Linked DNA regions of Mus musculus: region 1 is linked to region 2. The links are chromatin contacts, found by Hi-C or POLR2A ChIA-PET in ENCODE. All regions are on one chromosome and are shown on one strand. Each heading gives the region's core, a stretch centred on a gene start or an enhancer-like site at or near the end of the contact. The rest is flanking DNA. Distances are from core to core; before and after follow the strand shown.

Region 1 (2,770 bases), core at 21-2,520, 300 kb after region 2:
CTTGAGTTTGAATATCGAGACCTGGTGGGGGGGGATGTAGCTCAGTTGTTTGGTAGGGTGTTGCCTGGCATATGTGAAGTCCTACATTTGGTATGTCTGTAGTAACAGAAGGAAGGTATGGAAGTAGGCTCAGGGGGTCAAGGTAATCCTTAGCTACACAGTGAGTTTGAGGGCAGCCTGGCTCTATGACACCCTATCTCAAAAACAGAAATAAAAAAAAAAGCGAGGTGGTGGTGGCATAGGCTGTTAATCCCAATACTCAGGAGGCAGAGGTGGGGATATCTCTGTGAGTTCTGAGGCCAGCCTGGTTTACAATGGGAGTTCCAGAACAGCCAGGGCTACACAGAGAAACTCTGTCTTGAAAAATCAAAAAGAATTTAAAAAGCCTAAAAAACCTAAAAAAAAAAAAAAAAAAAAAAAAAAAAATTGAACGGTTCTTGAAGGCAGAGACAGGTGGATTTCAGTAGGTTAGAGAGCAGCCCAGCCAGAGCTACAACAAAAGACCCTGTCACAATAAAAACCAAACCAGGGCTGGAGAGAGGGCTCATTGGTTAAGAGCACTGACTGCTCTTCCAGAGGTACTGAGTTCAATTCCCAGCAACCACATGGTGGCTTACAACCATCTGTAATGGGATCTGACACCCTCTTCTGGTATGTCTGAAGGTAGGACAGTGTAATCACATACAAATGCATCTTTAAACCAACCAACCAATCAACTGAAATGGAGTGCTTGCAAACACCTCTGGCTTCTAGTTCTCAGCTTAATTTGCTTAGTTTCCATCTTGATATTTCTAATGACCTTTGAACAAGGGTCCTGCCATTGTCATTGCGCTCCAGATCCTGCAAATTAGGTTGAGGTCCTGCCCTCCATCAGCATGGTCGTTCTGTTGCTCTTTTCTTTTGTATGTTACACTGGGGAAACGAGGCAGGAAAAGATGCAAAAAGGCCAGGAGCCAGAGGGCTAGAAGGGGTTCGAACCCAGACACTGGCCAGGCTGTGCCAAGGTTCAGGCACAGCCCCAGGTTGGCGTCCCCTCCCCCCCACGGCAGCCCGGGCACTCCGTGCGCGCTCCCGTGCCTCCCACCCCGCTCCCTCCGCGGCGGCGGCGCGCGCTCGCCCCAGCGGGCGGGCACAGCGGTTGTGTGGCCTGCGAGTTTCCCCGAGTTCACACAGGCCCTGCCGTTGGCATGGCAACCGGGCAACCTGTTCCAGAGCCGCCCGCCCGCCCGCCCGCTCCGCACACGCCGCTGCCACCGCCGGAGCTGGGGCCGGCGCCGGCGCCGCTCCCATGATGCACCGCGTCAGCCCAGTCCCCAGTGGGCCGCCATGTTGTCGGAGTGAAAGGTAAGGGGGAGCGAGAGCGCCGGCGAGCGAAGATCGGGGGGCCGGAATCCATCTTCATCCTACCGCTCCGCCCGTGAGTATCCGCGCCCCGGTGGCCCCAAACCGTGCTCCGAACCCCCAGCGAGCCGATGCGCCTCTCGTATTGGCGTTTGGCAGCGGTTGGCGGGGCGAGAAAGGGCTTAGAGACGCCGCCGGGCCTGGCGGAGGCACCGCGCTCGCTCCGCTCGTACGTGTTTGGGAGGCGGCAGCGAGGCCCTATTGTTATCCGCGAGGAGGGGGTGGGGAGCGGGCCGCGGCCGGGGCCCGGCTCGCCCGCGGCTGCCGGCGGCTCCGTGCCTCCGTTCGGCCCTGCCGGGAGTCCCTAGAGGTTGGTGTTGCCGTTCGGCTCGGCTTCTTTTTTTTTTTTTTTCCTTCCTCCCCTGCATTTATTTATTTATTTTTTGGATGGATCTGAGCAGCCCCAGGTCCTCTCTTGTGGCCGCGGAGTGGAGATTCTGTGGTCCCGCGGGCTCCTTGGACTTGGCTGGAGCTTCCGTGGCAGCGCCGAGGGAGGAACAATACAAGGCTTTAGAAAGCGGGCGGTGGGCCACGGTCCTCGGGCGAGCCCCCCATGGTGGTGGGGGAGTGGGCGATCTTGCAAGCCTTGAAATATGGAGAGGTGACCATCAGGAAGTTTCGGATCGCTTTTTAAGCGCCTGGGTTCCTTGTGGCCTTTTGTTTCTGTGAGAGCTTGTGTGTGTTTTCCTCCCCCTTGAGGAGGGGGTGTTCTTCCTCTCTGATCCTCCCTGTGTTGGTGTGCTTCCCTCTCCAAGGGGCTTTCAGCAGGTAGTAGGACAAACATGTAGATAGCTACACAGTGCTACAGTTTCGGTCCTCACGAACGCGGTGGGTAAACATGGGTCATTTGTTTGACTCGTCAGTACCACTCCCACGTTAAGGGAGGAACACTCCAGTAACTTTTCTCCAGTGAAGCTCACCCCTCTTCCCAAGAGCTCCCCTCCCACATCGCGAGGAACTCCCACATAGATGACCAGAGAAGGCTTTATCCCCACCATAACTTTGAAGGATTGTTCGTTTTCATTGTGCAAATTACGATAACGCTTCGTTACACTTGATCATTTTGCTCACCCCATTAATTACTGGGATTATTAAGATGATTTATGAGGGCTTTTGGGCGTTCAGTTTTTAAAGCCAGTTACTTCTGAAGGTAGGATTGTAGCTTGAGCTGTTTGCTTTGGTGTAAAAGTTACTAATGTGGCTCTCCTTTTAAGATAAGCAGCTTCCTTCAGGGTTTTTAGTAAACCATTTTGACCCTTTGCTCATTGTAACTTTGTAAAACACTAGGGGCTGCGGATCTTTATCTGAAGGTTTGGAAATACTGGATTCTGAACTTCTAGTATTTTGTCTTTCCACGCTTGAGTTCATC
Region 2 (3,186 bases), core at 559-3,058:
GGTGGCTTTATAAGAGTTGCCTTGGACATGGTGTCTGTTCACAGCAATAAAACCCTAACTAAGACACGCTTACAAAGGACTTGGGGTTAGAGTTTCTAGCACTCAATCGTAGTTCACATGCTAGCACTGGGCATTCCTAAGGGACAAATACATACATGCACCGGGGAGGCAGAAACAGGTGGATCTGAGTTCAAGGCCAGCCTGGTCTATAGAGTGAGTTTCAGGAGCTCCAGCTACATATTGAGACCCTGTCTTAGGGGAAAAAAAAAAAGAAGATGAAACAATGTGTCACGCTAGCAGCCTGGTATGGGTTGAAAATCCCAATGTTGCCCAGGCTAGCTTTGGTTTTGTTGCTTTTGGTTTTGAGACCTCCTGTCTCAGCCTCCAGTGTTGGGACTAAGAGCATCATCCAATCTATTCTGTCCAATTTACTCCCCTGCTATCTCAAGATACTGTTAAACCTGTCTTCAGTCACAGCTCCAGCTTGGTTCTCACTGGCATTGCTGATCAGAACTACTGTTCATGCTCCCGAAATGGTCTATTTACTCCCAGTAAACCTCTTATCTTTCTCCAATCTCATCACACCATTAAGCCTGAGGGATCAAGTCCTCTTTTGCACCACATTCTGGAGGAGAGAGAAAACTATCGCTGGCTTCCTATTAATTTTAAAGTAAAAGCTTCAACTTCCTGCAAATCTTCATGACTTCCAGGTTCATCCCATACCATATTCACTTTAAGCTAGCGCTCTCGCTCTCGCTCTCTCTCTCCCCCCACACCGGCTCTTTGTGTCTCCCTCATCTTTCCGACTGATAGAACCTGCTGTTCTGTGCAGAACGTTCTCCCTTCCTCTCTTCCCCTAATTAGAACCGTCCCATCAGATAGGAACCGCTCAGATGTCTTTTCCTTTAAAAAGCCTTCAAGTTTATATTAGTAACTCACAGCAAGAGGCATCGCTTGTTTAGGTAGTCTTCCGATCAAATGGTTTTTGTTTAACATCAAATTTGTTTAACACGTTTCCCACACTCTGGGGTAGAGGACCATATTTCTTCAGAATGACCCCCAAACGCACTGCACAATAAATATCATTTGGACCACTTTCGAGAAGACCTGGCACGCAAGCATGATTGTTCGATTTCTCAACTAAACTGTGCTTCGGAAGAACCATCTGATACTTTCCTCATCACTGGCTGTCTCGGGGACATAAATTAAAGCCCTTTTAAAAAGACGGCTAAATCAGTGACAACTAAGTCCGCCGCCTCAGCCAAGTCCGGCACTGAAGCCTGGAGGCCAGGACTCGGGCCAGCACAGAGCTAGACGCAGAATTGGCATCCTGCAGAGCAGCTGTCAAGGGATAGCCGTCTGAGGGTTCGAGTCCTGGAGCCAGAGATGCCAAAGCTCCGCTCCAGCCTACCAAGGGACTTCTCTTTCCGGCGACACCTCCTGCCACCCCATGCTGCTAAGGCTGATAGCTGAAAAGGGCAGGCTCAGGCCTATCACCACCTCGCACCTTCCAGATTGGAACAGCCACCCGCCTGATTCCCCACACACTCACTCCGCGTCCGCGCCTAGCAGGACAGCCGCTTCATAGCTAGGAACGCCAAACCTGCTCCGCTCGTTCTCACCCACGATGCACTGCGCGCCCGAGGGGGCGGGGGAGAACGCCAGCTCCGCGACCCAATCCCAGAGTCGCCTTCTCGTGACGTCATCAGAATGGGACCAATCACAAGAGTGTATTCAGAGGGCTTTCCAGAAGGAAATGTTAGAAGCCAATTGGTTGCTCCTCTCCGGAAGTTCTGGAGGAAGAACTCAGTTGGAACCAATTGCGCGGCGCCTCCGGTCGGCGGCGCGGTTAGTGGCGGCGCCGAGGAGAGTGGCTGCCGCCATGATCGAGCAGCAGAAGCGTAAGGGCCCGGAGCTACCCCTGGTTCCCGTCAAGCGGCCGCGACATGAGTTGCTGTTGGGAGCGGCAGGAGCCGGCCCCGGAGCGGGGCCGCAGCAGGCGACTCCAGGGGCATTGCTGCAGGCGGTAAGTGGGGAGTCATCCCGCCTTTGGCCCTCCGCCCCTCTTCCTACGGATGATGTCGCCTCTGAGGGAACGGAAAGACAGTGAGCCTGAAGTTAAAATAGGCTTCTGTGAAGGTGCCTGGTGTTCTCTGTGTGGTTCATACGTGTTTCCCTAGTAGACGCCTGTTTTCAGCCCTTCAGTGGCATTGAATCATTTAAAACCTTGGCCTCAAAATCAAGACCCAAGCTTCCGCATCCTAAATCTTCAGGGGTTTAGCATAAAAGAAACATTCAGGAAAGTTTGCAGAGTGGACGAATGAATGAGAGGGGAGGCAATGGAAATGAATGATAGCTCGCTTTACTACCTGGTAGAACTTTTTTCTTTCTCTGCATTTATAATTGTAATTAACACTCGTTGGATGTTATCTTGGATGTTTTGCGTGTGAAATTTCCATTAACCATGGTACCTGACTGAAAGAAGCTGTTACTTTGCAAATGGGGAAGGCAAACTTTTTTGTATCCAGAAGATCCATGGCTCCAAGCCAGTGTAGGCTATTTATTATGGCAAAGTCCTGTTGAAAGAGAGAAGAGAAGAGATCTGTGTAACTATGATCTTTTTTTTTACCTTCTTGTTAAAACTGTTTTTATGTCATCTGACATCACTGCAGGTAGAGCTTAATTTAGTATTCCTGGTTTTTGTCTTTGAACCAAGGATTGGTTATTAATCCAGTAGCCAGGGGAATCATGGAAATATTAAGTCACATGGTATACTCTGCTGAAAACATTATGTTGGCTTTCTATTGTGCGTTTTTTTAAAAATCAAATTCTCTGTAATAATCCCCTCCTTACCTTGTTCATCTACCAGTTTTCTGGCATGTCACTTGGCTCAAGACACCGACTTATAATGTTCTTTCTTTCCTTGGTGCTTTTGCTGGAATGTTCTTTTAAATGCCCACATGGTCAGCTGTTTGCTCTTTCAAATCTTTGCTCAGACACCAGGTTTTCAGAGGGGCTTTCCTGACCACTGTGTTTCAAGTTGGAGTGTCCTGTAATCTGGAACCCATACTGTTTCTTCCCATGGCACTCAGCACTGGGTGGCTCTGTGTGCCTTTCTCTCACTTTCCACTAGAATGCAAGGTCTACTGTTTTACTGAGTGCTGTTTTAGGCGTGTGTGTGTGAGT

Evidence for each region. Hi-C counts contacts between places; a loop is a spot of excess contacts on that map. ChIA-PET counts read pairs that join two places held with the same protein, here RNA polymerase II (POLR2A).
Region 1: POLR2A ChIA-PET joins it to region 2 with 12 read pairs in Patski. The contact joins the promoter of Pum1 here to the promoter of Snrnp40 in region 2. A Hi-C loop is called at or near these places in 1 of 37 maps with a recorded cell type or tissue (T-helper 1 cell). POLR2A ChIA-PET finds 5 or more read pairs at or near these places in 3 of 5 experiments (Patski and embryonic stem cell).

The regions. Positions count from the first base shown.
Region 1 is chr4:130,662,051-130,664,820 of GRCm38, forward strand. It overlaps Pum1 (pumilio RNA-binding family member 1), which reads left to right and starts at 1,271. Exons shown (of 22, transcript NM_030722.3): 1 at 1,271-1,417.
Region 2 is chr4:130,358,324-130,361,509 of GRCm38, forward strand. Snrnp40 (small nuclear ribonucleoprotein 40 (U5)) reads left to right here and starts at 1,809. Exons shown (of 10, transcript NM_025645.2): 1 at 1,809-2,026. The coding sequence starts at 1,883. It overlaps Zcchc17 (zinc finger, CCHC domain containing 17), which reads right to left and starts at 1,669. Exons shown (of 8, transcript NM_153160.5): 1 at 1,553-1,669.